Regions from separate parts of the Homo sapiens genome. Here region 1 is linked to region 2. The links are chromatin contacts, found by Hi-C in ENCODE. All regions are on one chromosome and are shown on one strand. The core of a region is the stretch at or near the end of the contact, and the rest is flanking DNA. Distances in the headings are between cores, read along the strand shown.

Evidence for each region. A loop is a pair of places that touch in the nucleus more often than their neighbours do. Pooled maps may share reads with other maps.
Region 1: a loop to region 2 is called in a pooled map, with 14 times the contacts of the local background. The contact joins the promoter of TIMM8B here to the promoter of MSANTD4 in region 2. A Hi-C loop is called at or near these places in 5 of 50 pooled maps.

What each region holds. Positions count from the first base shown.
Region 1 is chr11:112,081,586-112,088,005 of GRCh38, reverse strand. TIMM8B (translocase of inner mitochondrial membrane 8 homolog B) reads left to right here and starts at 1,250. Exons shown (of 2, transcript NM_012459.4): 1 at 1,250-1,366; 2 at 2,544-3,206. The coding sequence starts at 1,283. The coding sequence ends at 2,711. SDHD (succinate dehydrogenase complex subunit D) reads right to left here and starts at 1,133. Exons shown (of 4, transcript NM_003002.4): 1 at 1,047-1,133; 2 at 33-149. The coding sequence starts at 1,098. NKAPD1 (NKAP domain containing 1) reads right to left here. Exons shown (of 6, transcript NM_018195.4): 5 at 5,971-6,024; 6 at 2,856-5,541. The coding sequence ends at 5,034. RefSeq lists enhancers at 1-169, 863-1,132, 496-1,695.
Region 2 is chr11:106,020,982-106,027,177 of GRCh38, reverse strand. MSANTD4 (Myb/SANT DNA binding domain containing 4 with coiled-coils) reads left to right here and starts at 4,938. Exons shown (of 3, transcript NM_032424.3): 1 at 4,938-6,196. RefSeq lists enhancers at 4,397-4,466, 5,297-5,416 and a silencer at 4,857-4,966.

The DNA.
Region 1 (6,420 bases), core at 1-2,500, 6.1 Mb before region 2:
CCCAGAAAGCAGCAGCGATGGAGAGAACATACAATGGTGGCTCGGTGACAAGTGTATGTGCTGCACTCCACACCATTCTGGGATAGGTCGGTCCTGAAGAAATGCTGAGATATGAGCAGGTCTGACCACTGGAGTTCGAAGCAACAGAGCTGAGGAAAGAGTCATTAGGATGATCATAAGAACCTCTCCTTTAACAGGACTGACAAACTTTCTAAATGACCATAGGTAAGCTACTTAACAATAAATAGGGGATAACATCTTATTTGTAAAATGAAGATAGCATCTATTTCACTGGGGTTACTGTGAAGTTAAGACCAGGGAACATCTGCATGTTCCCTACTTTATTTAATGACACCTCAGGCATTCTTTAACCTAACTCAGTAATCTGGAAATCATGAGAGACTTTTCCCCTAAATTCAATCGCCAAATCCTATTGGCGTATCTCTTTAACAGTTCTTGAGACAATCTTCTTTTCTTTGTGCTACTTTCCTAGTTCAGGACCTCATCTTGCCCGGACTACTATGACAGTGTTTTCCTCATCAGAATGAAAGCTCGTTGAGGGCGGGAACTACGTTTTCTTCACATTTGTATCCTAGCATTACTACAGTACCTGAGGTAACACAAATGCCCAGGTTAAATGATTTTCGAACTGATCCCCCCTCCACTCCCACATCCAAACACACCAACTCCAGAAGAAATGGGCAAGCTCCTAACCCTCTTTCCCGACTCAGGGTGGGAGCGAGTGGGGAGCATTCTAGGGACAGTGAACGGGGAGAAAACAGAACTGCTATGTGGATTAGCCTCATCAGGACTGCGACTTCCAGAGGGAGCTCTCTTTCTGATTATTCCCTCAACTCGTCAGCTCACAGCAAGTGAAATATACCTTCGGGTAAACATCTGGACCCCTAGACTACAGTGGTCATTGCTGTGATTTCGGTATTTTCTTCTCCTCAAGAGATCTCCCACCCGGCAGATGAGTCCTCACTTCCATCCCCTTCCCTGGCTGGAGGCTACGCTAAGCACCTCAGGGTGGGAAGACCCCTCACCTCGGCCTCCTAGGGCACCGCAAACGGCACTCAGCCTCCAGAGAACCGCCATCTCGTTCCTGAGGGCTCAAGGTCATCCACCAACCCGGAACCACTTAGGCGACAATTCCCACCCACGACGACGAAAGAAAACAGGGAAGAGGAAATGCTGGGTGAACCGGAAGTCGAGAGGCGGTGCACACCCGTCGCGCATGCGCAAACACAGCTGTCGGAAGGTGGCGAGCCTGAGGCGAACAATGGCGGAGCTGGGCGAAGCCGATGAAGCGGAGTTGCAGCGCCTGGTGGCCGCCGAGCAGCAGAAGGCGCAGTTTACTGCACAGGTGCGGGGACGGGGAGGGTGAAGGGAAAGGAAGTTTCACCTTCCTTGGTGGTCCTGGGCACGCTCGGAGGTCTGTACACTGGCGGCTCACTGGTGCTCGATCCCGGCTGCATCCCATTCCCCTCACGAAAGACAAAGTTATGGCTCTCCTGTCCCTGGTGACCGGTAGTGCTCAGGTGCCAGGTATATAAGCGTAGCGTGGAGAAAAGAAAAGGTGTAAAACAGGGAAGATTTGGGCGACGCAAGGGTACGGGAGACTAGTTAGCCGGCGACATGACTGGGCTGGCATTCGAAAGATCTGGGTTCTCATCCTCCCTCTGCTCCTTGCAGGCCACGTGCCCGTAGAAAAGATACTCATCCACTGTGGGTTTTGGTGTCGCCGTCACCCCACTGCCTCACTGGATTGTGAGGATCATATGCGACAATGTATTTGAAAACGACTAGAACATTATCGGAGGAAGGTGGACTCTGAAGTAGTCGCTGTAGACTATGGATGTAGAACAAGGGTTTGGAGCCCTTCGGACATGGTTCTAACGCGGCCTGACTTCTTGCTGGCTACATGACCTTGGACTACATAATCACGCCTCTTAAATGGGAGGTGATGACAGCTATCCTTGAGGACCTTAGAGAGAACTGATTTCTTAGTACCCAGCCTCACAAATAGTAAGCTCTTGGTAAAATGGTTTTTTCCTTTTGGGTGGGAGGAAGAGGGTGCTCGGATGACCAGCAAGAACCCTGGCTAGAAATCTTTGGGCCCTGAACATTCTAATGACAGTGCACATAATTTCTGTGCCTGTATGTGCATTTTTCTGGGGAGTGGATCCATAACCCCCAAAAGGTTAATGGAAGAATTACCTTGTCTAGGGGATAGGTTTGGAATAAAATGAGTGCAATAGTTTGGGAAAATTAATTGGTTCCCTAGTTGGTTCACAATGGTGCTAGCTACTTTGGGGAATATAAAAGGTTATTAGTCCTACCTGAGAATGTACAATCTGTAGGGACGAGGATCTGGATCAATATTGGTGACTAATTAGGAAATGAAGAAAGAGAAGAGCCCAAAGTGACTCCGTGGTTGATTTAAAGAATGGTTTTGTCAGGTGTCAAAAAGTGAGAAGTTAATAAACAAGAGTTAGGCCTATCTGCAGACCCCAATGGTTACTATTTTTCTTTCCTTTTAGGTGCATCACTTCATGGAGTTATGTTGGGATAAATGTGTGGAGAAGCCAGGGAATCGCCTAGACTCTCGCACTGAAAATTGTCTCTCCAGCTGTGTAGACCGCTTCATTGACACCACTCTTGCCATCACCAGTCGGTTTGCCCAGATTGTACAGAAAGGAGGGCAGTAGGCCATCCCCCAGGAGAATGACAGAAGCAAAGGACTTGTTACTAAGCAGATTTAAGGGTCAGTGGGGGAAGGCTATCAACCCATTGTCAGATCAGCATCAGGCTGTTATCAAGTCTGTTGGTGCTAAAAAGTAAAAGATGAAATGTTCAAAGAGTGAAATTTATTTATTTGGAATTCAGAAATTCCAGGTTGTATGACATCAGTTACTCAATAAGTGTGAATTCTCCAACTCTTCTTTTAATCCCATTTTAGAATTTAATATAGAGATCTCTGATTGGCAGGAACACTAGAAATAAATGTTCCATGGCCAGTAGTGCAAATGGGGGATTGTAGGTTTTGAAAAACCACCCTAAGCCATATTAAGGGGGTTGGAAGAACCATCGAAGCCTAAGGCATAGAAGAAAATTTGGGGTTAAGAAAGATGAAGAACAAAAAACAGCTTTATTGCTTATACATGACCAAGAAAAGGAAAACATGGCAAAAAAAAAAAAAAAAAGGCAAGATGTGTATTCCTTGCGAAAGAACAAGCCTGCTAACTTGGGAGGAAGGGAAGGTCAGGACCCAAATAGAGCCAATTTCCTGGAGATGGCCTGTTCTACTGGCACATTTTCCTGAGTCTGTGCTTAAAACCTTTCAGGTACTTTCAGGGCACAGAAACAATGCATGCTAAAAAATATATGGCCAAAGCTCCTTCCAACAAAGATTTAACTTGCTCCAGGAACAAAATAATTGCTTTAGGTTAAGAGGTAGTAATTAGAGACTATTCTTCTCCCTTTAGACCCCCACTAATCCCAAAAATAAAAATACACACCATGGAACACTGACAATTGAGTACCAAAGTATTAAAATTTAAAATAAATATCCCAAAAGGTAGCACCTGCTCATAGTTAAGGGATAGGGCACCTCTGTCCAACCATGTATTTTAAGACCAAGCACTTTATTAGAAATCTGTCCCGTAAAGAGAACAAATTTAGCAGTTAGAACTAAAAATACCAACTCATGGAATGTCATCATAGTTGTATCTACTGCTGGTGTCTTATACTGTCATGCTACTGTGAAGTAATTCCGTATTACACATCAGGAAAGTAAGGCCAGGAAGGTGAACTTACCTGCTCTGGGCCTCCTCATAACCAATGAGTGGCAGAACCAAGACCGAAAGTCTGAGTTTTCAAGCTTTTTACTCAGCCCATTAAGTGACAACCAGGAAAAAATAATACGTCACTTGATCTTTCTTCCCACAGTGAAAAAATGCACTTGCGTTCTGCCAGCCTTCTTTCAGTGATATGTTGGTTTCTTAAGAATTAACATACTAAGGATCACAGTATAGCAAAGGGAATTAATGTGGTCTCTGCTTGGTGCTTTAATCCAAAGGCAGACTGGGAAGAAGTGGATATGTCCCTGAGAAGCCTGTTTCATTTTGGAAATAATTCAACTTAGTTTCAGGGAAAACCTAAACTTCATGAACAGATTTAGAAATGAACAAGACAACATTTAAATGGCAGTTGCTGCCCTGAATCCAGAGTACCATTAGACAACATGATTATTTCCTAATTCTTCCCCATTTGGTACAGGATTATCTATGACAATTGAAGAAATAATTTGAACACAAGTCCATTTAGGCAAATATACAGCAATGGAACTAGAAAACCATTTACTATCCAATTACCATGTTTAGGCATATACTAAGTATAGCTATAGGCCCCATCCAGCAGGGAAATTTGCAAAAACTCTAGTCCCTTCTAATAAGTTGTCTATGGATGTTATCATGAAGGGAAAAGGTTTGTTCTTAGGCCCATGTCCTGATTAAGTAAACCGGACCACACCTGTGGGGTCAAAATATAGAAGGATCAAAGCACCAAGGCTAAAGACAAGTTAGTTGTGACACCTGCTATATAAACAGAGAGCAATACAGTGTTGCCTTGTCATACCATCCTACATGGCATTAGTTCCAATCCACCTCTTGATCCCAGCCCTTGACTTCCCCAAATTCAATATTCCGATTGGTGTACCCAGGTCACTATTGGATCCAGCTTTCTGGGTCCTTTAATTTGCTGTATATGCACTCTACACTAAACGTAATTAATTGCAAAAAAAAATAATCTCTTCAAGAAACCTTCATAACAAAATACCAGATTCCCTTTTAACAAGAAAAGGGGATCAAGCTTAACGCCAAAATAGAAGACAAGACGTCTGTCAGAACATACAGATGGCACAAGACAGCTCTGACCTCAGGCCCCGTGCTGAACAAGAGTCACTGGCAAAACCACAAGGAGTAAGAACTGTAAATATCCACAGTCATGTGGAAAACAAAAGTGTTTCCCATTTAGTCATCCTCTGAGCTCTCAGCAGACCTTTCATCTGTAGCTACTTTCCAATTTGTGCGTTTGTTTGTCCTCTCCTGTATTTCATTGTTGGCTACAGAGGTATGGGCTTTTTTCTCTCTCTTTTTCCTTTTGGTTTTCTTAGTGTCTCTTTCCTCACTTTCCTCAGAACTGCTGGATGCTGAATCATCTGAATGTGAAGTGTTACTTTCTGCCTCTAAGAATAAAGCAGGTTTTTTGAGAGACTTTTTCCTGGATTTTTTCTTGCGTTTATGTGGTTGTTTCCCTTTCCTTGTACCAGAAGCCCCAGTTTCTTCTGAGAACTCACTCGAGGAATCTGCTGTTATATCTGTGGCTTCCTTTTTGCTTTTCTTCTGTTTTTTGTGTGACCTTTTTTTCTGCTTTTTTTTGTGGGATTTCTTTGACTTCTTGTGTTTGCGGGATTCATGGGTAGATGACTTTACCTGGGGAGATGTTTTCTTCCCGTTGGTAATATCTTGCTGATCACTACTAATAAGAAAAGTTAAAAAATAGAAGCTTTTATGTAAAAAAAAAGCGTATTATTTTAATATTTTGCATTCTAGATTAAAAAATTGAGGTTAACATCTGAATTTTAAATAAGCACTTTAATGTATACTTTAACACTTTAATATTCTCATTGAGTTTTTGTTTCCTCATCTTTAAAATGAAGGTAAAAATTCTAAGCTGCCATACTGAGTTACTGTATGGAATACTATATATAAAAACCAAAATGCTTACAGACATGCCAAACATCAACCAGAGAATGGGAAAACAGGGATCACCTCCTAACTAAATCACCTATTGTTTCTCTAGCTACATTTTTGATGGCAAGTATATTCTTCGTAAAAGTTAAGAAATCAATTTATAATACAGATTTTGTACCATCTTAGTTTCTTTCAGTAAGCCTATTTTCCTTACCTGTCTGTTTCAAATTCTTCAGGGTATAACTCTTTATAACCACTGTGACCCCATCTGTAATATGACACATCACATGTATTGTTAAAGCAATGCATACATTTTTGGAAATTAAAGCAACATTAGAAAGACTTTGGAGTACATGCATACACAAACATAAACACAAAGTAGAGATATGGTAGAACCAAGCCCCCATTATAGCTCAGTAACAGCTACATTTCCTGTACTGTACACTATCACTTCAGACATACAAGATTATTTTGTCCATTTGTAAGAGAACTTGCCATTGCTTTCCTTAAGAAACACTAACGAACTCTTACACTCTGCTCTTTAGCTATGAAGCACTTTTCCAAAAACACTTCATAATATCATGCTGTCTACATGGGGACAATTTTTTTTTTTTTTTTTGAGATGGAGTCTCACTCTTGCCCAGGCTGGAGTGCAGTGGCGTGA
Region 2 (6,196 bases), core at 3,689-6,188:
ATTAGATTTCATGAGACTCTCATGAGTAAGTAGAGACAAGCATGTCTCTACTTACTGACAAAGTCATAAGTAATAACCTGTAAGCTTACACCAATCATTACATTTTAAAGCGTATATTTCATAATTACTTCCTATTTTATGGGAGAGTTCCTCCAAGAATATCCAGCAAGGATTTACCATTCATTCAGAATATTCCATCATTTATTAACCAAATATTTTTTGAGTGTCTGTTACATTCACTATCATGATTACAGCACAGGAAAGACCCACCCCTGTAATTCAATCACCTCCCACTGGGCTCCTCCCAAGACATGTGGGAATTGTGAGAGTTACAATTCAAGATGAGACTTGGGTGGGGACACAGCCAAACCACATCAACATAAAAGTTCAAATTTTCTATTAGCCTCATTAAAAAAAATAAAAAAACACAAGTAGCCAAAGAAATATTCAGAAAAAAGAACAAAGTTGGAGGTATCACACTTCCTCATTTCAAACTGTATTACAATGCTACAGTATCAAAATAGTATGGTACTAGCATAAAACCATACACACATACCAATGGAACAGAATGGAGAAGCCAGAAATAAATCCACTCACATACAGTCAACTAATCTTTGATATAGGTGTCAATGAATATATACAATATGCAATGTGAAAACGATAGTCTCTTCAATAAATGGTGTTGGAAAACTTTTGTATATGGATATCCACATAGAAAAGAATAAAATTGGACCCTCATCTTATACCACATACAATAATTAACTTGAAATGGATTAAAGATGTAAATACAAGACTTGACACTCTAAAACTCCTAAATGAAACCATAGGGGAAAATCTCCTTGACATTGGTCTTGGCAATGATTTTTTGGATAAGACACTGAAGCACAAAGAAAAGCAAAAATAAGTGGTACTACAACAAACTTAAAGCCTTCTGTACAGCAAAGGAAACAAATGGAAAAGCACCTATGGAATAAAAATAGTTGTAAACCATATATCTGGTAAGAGATTAATATCCAAAATATATAAGGAATTCATATAACTCAATAGCAAAAAAACAAATAACCTGATTGAAAAATGGACAAAAAAATCTAAATAGACACTTCTCCAAAATAGACATACAAATGGCCCATAAGTATATGAAAAGATGATCAACATCATTAACCATCAAGGAAATACAAATCAAACCCACAATGACTCGTCACCTCATAGCTGTCAGAATGGCTATTAGTTTTTAAAAAGACAACAAGTGTTGGTGAGGACATGGGAAAAGGAAAACCCTTGTACACTGTTGGTGGGAATAGAAATTGGTACAACTATTATGAAAACAAGTATGGAGGTTCCTCAAAAAATTAAAAATAGAGCAACCATACAATTCAGCAATTCAGCAACCCCACTATTGGGTATATATTAATAAGGAAATGAAATTAGTATGTCAAAGACATATCTACACTTCCATGTTTATTGCAGTATTACTCATAATAGCCAAGATATGGAAATAACCTAAGTGTCCATCTATGGATGAGTTCATAAAGAACCTGTGGTGTGTATATGTATATACATATACATATACATATACATATGCACAATGGAATATTATTCAGCCGTAAAAATGAAGGAAATTCTGCCATTTGCATCAAGAGGACGTTATACTAAGTGAAATAAGCCACACACAGAAAGACAAATACTGTATGATCTCACCTATATGTGGAATCACAAAAACTTGAATTCTACTCAGATGCAGTGGCTCACACCTGTAAGCACTTTGCAAGGCTGAGGTGGAAGGACTGCTTGAGGCTGGAAGTTCTAGTCAGCCTAGGCAACACAGTGAGACCCTGTCTCAACCAAAAAAAAAAAAAAAAAATTGCCAGATGTGGCAGCGATGCCTGGGGTCCTAGCAAGGTGGGAAGATCACGTTTGCCGAGGAGTTCTAAGCTGCAGTGAGGTATGACCATTCCATTGCACTTCAGCCTGGACAACAGAGTGAGACTCTGTCTCTAAAAGGAAAAAAAAAAAAAGTAGAACTCAAAGAAGTAGAGGGCAGAATGGTACTGCCAGGGCTGGGGGTTGTGAAGAAACCTCCAGTTATAAAATGAGTAAGTTATGGGAATCTGTCATAAAGCATGGTGACTATAGTTAATATTATATTGTTTACTTGAAATTTTCTAAGAAAGTGCATCTTAAGTGCCCTCACCTCCCCCCCCCACCCCCCCCCACCAAATAATGGTAACTATGTGTGGTGATGGATGTATTGATTGTGGTAATCATTTCACAATGTATATGTATATCAAATCATCATGAATATATATAATTTTTATTTGTCAATCATACCTCAATAAAGCTGGAAACAATTTAAAAACAGGTAAAATTAATTTTAATAATATATTTTTCTTAACCTAATTATGCAAAAATTATAATTTCAACTTATAGTCAACACAAAAATTATTAGTGAGATATTTATTTTTTTCATGCTAAATCTTGGAATCCTGCATATATTTTACACTTACAGCACATCTCAATTCAGACACTATTTTTAAATCAGAAATACTTGATCTATATTTAGATTTCAAAAAGTTTACAATTGAAAAAGTATACACATAACCCAAATTTTCCAAATAGAAGTATCTAGTAACTTGAATCAAATATCAGTTTTTAAATTAAAGTTAATTAAAATTAATAAAATTAAAATTCAGTTATTTGGTTGTACTAGCCACATTCCAATGACTCATCTGGCTATCACAGTTGGACAGCACAGTTGTAAAGTAAGTGTGTAAGTATCTTTGGGTCAAATCTCTAGCCTGGACTTAAGAAAAATTAAATCAGCAAACAGGTTGATCATGGAGTACTGATAGTACACATTATGGATTACCTTCAAATTCTTCATTGTTGGTCCATATCCACTCAGACAAGATGTAGCTGAGAGGAAATAGTGAGGGTATTTGGAAAAGATACTTCAATTAGCAAAGAGACTGAGGTTAATTGGGGAAAGCTTAGAGTTCATGATACGAAAGCAAAAGTTTGTTAATACTGATTCACCATTCTTGTCCCCATTACTGAGGTAAATAAACAGAGTCAAGTGGTGGACAGGTTCTGAACAGAACTGATAGTGTCTGGTTATGATGGGGATAGCTAGTTATCTTACTTTCTCACTGCACTCATCAAAAAAACACCACCCACCATGAACAAAATCCAAAATTATAAAATACAACTTGTATTTTTCCAAAAATTACAAGTTTCTTTTGATCTACTTTGGCAAAAGTATAGACATGCTTCTTTGACAAACATGTCTATACTTACTGACAAAGTCATAAGTAACAATCTGTAAGATCAATCTGATCATTACATTTTAAAGAGCATATTTCATAATTACTTCCTATTTTATGGGAGAGTTCCTCCAAGAATATCCAGCAAGGATGCACCATTCCTCCAGAATATTCCACCATTTATTTACCAAATCTTTTTTGTCTGTTACATTCTAGGCACTGTGTTATTCACAACAGTAAACAAGAAAAGCCCCACCCACATAAAATATGTGGGAAGTGCTGTCAGAGGAAAGGCCGTGATGAGAGCTCGCTGAAGTAGGCTTGCAGATTTAGTAAACAAAAATTTTTATTTTTTTAAATTTAGCAAATAAACATATGGATACCAAATATTCCATTGGACAGATTAAAAATTATTTGCTTTTTATCTGAACTTCAAATTTAACTGAGCGTCCTGTTTTTATCTGGCAAACCTACAGGGAAGGGAATACTTGGAAGTGGAGGGAGGGTGAATGGAGATAATTTTGGAAGCCTTCCTTTAGAAAGGAATTTCTAAAAATGAATGCTAGGCATAGCGGAGAAGCAGGGAGGAAACACAGCAATGCAAACTGACTTCCCAGTAGCCACTGTAGAGTTCAGGAACTGAAAGAAGCAAAGGGAATGGGGTAAGGAAGAAGAAATGTGGGTATAATGTCGAGAGATGAAGGTTGAGGGAAAAGTAGGTGCCTTATTTTTCAGGTTCGATAAGGAGTTTGTACTGTATCACCAGTGGTGAGATTCCACTAAAAAACTTTAAGCAGCTCATTTTGGCTACAACGTGAAGAATGAACTACAGTCCGGCAGACAGGATGTTGGGAGACCAGCTAGGAGGCTACTGATGGAATTCAGGTGAGTCCACAGAGGCCTGGACAGAGGCAGCGGGAAGAAAGGTGCACTAATCACAAACACCTGAACGTGAGACGGCAGAAAATAAGCAACTGCAAACTTGAATATAGAGGAGGACTGGGAGAGAAGAAAGCAGAAGCACATATTTGGGGAAACAGTGAAGAATGGTAAAAAAAAAAAAAAAAAAAAAAAAAAATTCAAATGTCTTCTGGGAAGTATATAGTATGATAAGGACTAAGAAGTGACTCCTAGATTTAGCCATAAGGAAGTCACCAGCGACCTTTGGCACGGGCAGCCTTAGAGGAATGGCTGAGGCCAATTAGGTCGCAGCTGGTCGAGGAGAAGGTGATGCTGGCCTAAGAACCCGACTGGAGCAGCACAAGTTTCCTACTTCTTCTTTGCCCTTTTAACAGGTGAGGGTCAAGGACAAGAGACGAGTTTGGAGATGCAGCGGCCAGTGCCCCAATCAGTTGGAACAGCGCAGCAAGCGGATCTCTAGGGGCCAATCCCTTCCTAGAGTCCACTTGACTGACAGAGCTGCGCGCCACAGACGGGGCACAGACAGGGAGGTGAATCACGAGGGGGCGGAATTCCAGGGCACTAACCCGGAACCGGTTTGGGACTTGATTCCCATTGTGAGGCCAGGCCTAGGGCGGGCTCTCAGCCAGAATGGCTACACCATTCTAACCAATGGATGAGACTCATCAAATGAGCGGCAGCCATATGAGCCATTGGGGTGGCGGGAGATGGGCGGGCCCAGTTAGTGGGCGGGGGATCAATGAAGCATCTTTTTTCCTACCCCCCTTGGGGCGACCGTGGGGAGGTGCCGCCGGGGTCGCAGGTGAGCGGTTCTATGCTGGAGGAGGCGGCCAGGGAAGCGGCGGCTCCGTGACCAGTGGGTGCCCTCGCAGTGGGTAGGGTCCCGGAGGGGTCAGCGGCAATTGGCGCAACGCTTGCTGCCGGGTTTGGTCCAAGGGCTGCGACGTAGCGGGACTGCACGCTCGGGAGAAGTGCCACGCGCGTCTGTCGCCTGACCGGGGAGGCTGGGGAGGGCCCAGGCCACGGAAACAAGACTGCAGAAGTTTCTGGGCACTCAGTCGGGACTCTCATTTAATACCCAGAGAGAGGAGATCTTCCAGGTTGCCCCGACTCCCACCGGGACTCCTACCAGCAGCAACCTCATCATTGTGGCCGAGGCAGGTGCGCGCCCCTGCTCCCCTGGGTGGCCTTCCGGGAGCCCAGTCTAACTCGATTCTTCCCAGGGGCTCTTTTTGGACGGTCCCAAAGGAGGCAGCGGGAGGGAGGTGAAAGATACTTTGATAACCGTCGACCCATAAGTATACTTGTTATGCACCTACCACGAGTTTTAGAGAAGAACATACTTTTTGGCAGGGAAGTGAATCCCCTATAAGAATATAGGGGAGGGGAAAGCCACACTTTAAAGAGAATTTGGGTAGGGTTTGATATTGTAGATTTGTGATGCTTTTCTTCTTGAACTGCTTAACTAATTTACCCTCAAATTTTTTTGATCCGGAACTTGCCGTCTGGTTTTTCTCAGACTTCTTAATTCTGACTTATCATGAAGTATCTAGGAACTTCATTCTCAAGTTTTAGTGCTTGTAAAAAGTTGCCTGGTTATATTATGCCATTGGCAGTACATCATCTTCACAAGGATTACGTAAGTGAACTACATCTCATTCCTGTTTCCAACTAGTGAAGAACGATTGTGAAATGGGATTTTAGAAAATGGCTGTTCTCTGTGATTGGGCATAGAAGGTTTGTAAGTTTTAGAGACTGCAGCTGTTGAATCCTTTCTGCTAAGAGAGCGATGACAGGCAATAGAAAAGGGATAGTGTTTGACATCTAAAATGACATATTTTCACATTTTATGAGGTGTTATATCCCCAGCACCAAAAATAGTGCCTTTCACACAGTAGGAGCTCAGTAAGTATTTTTTGAGGAAATTATTGGGGAATGAATGGATGGTAGAAAACCCAAGCTTCTGTTACTTGGATACCGGCATATAAAGGAGAGGACAGGAAGACAAACATTTC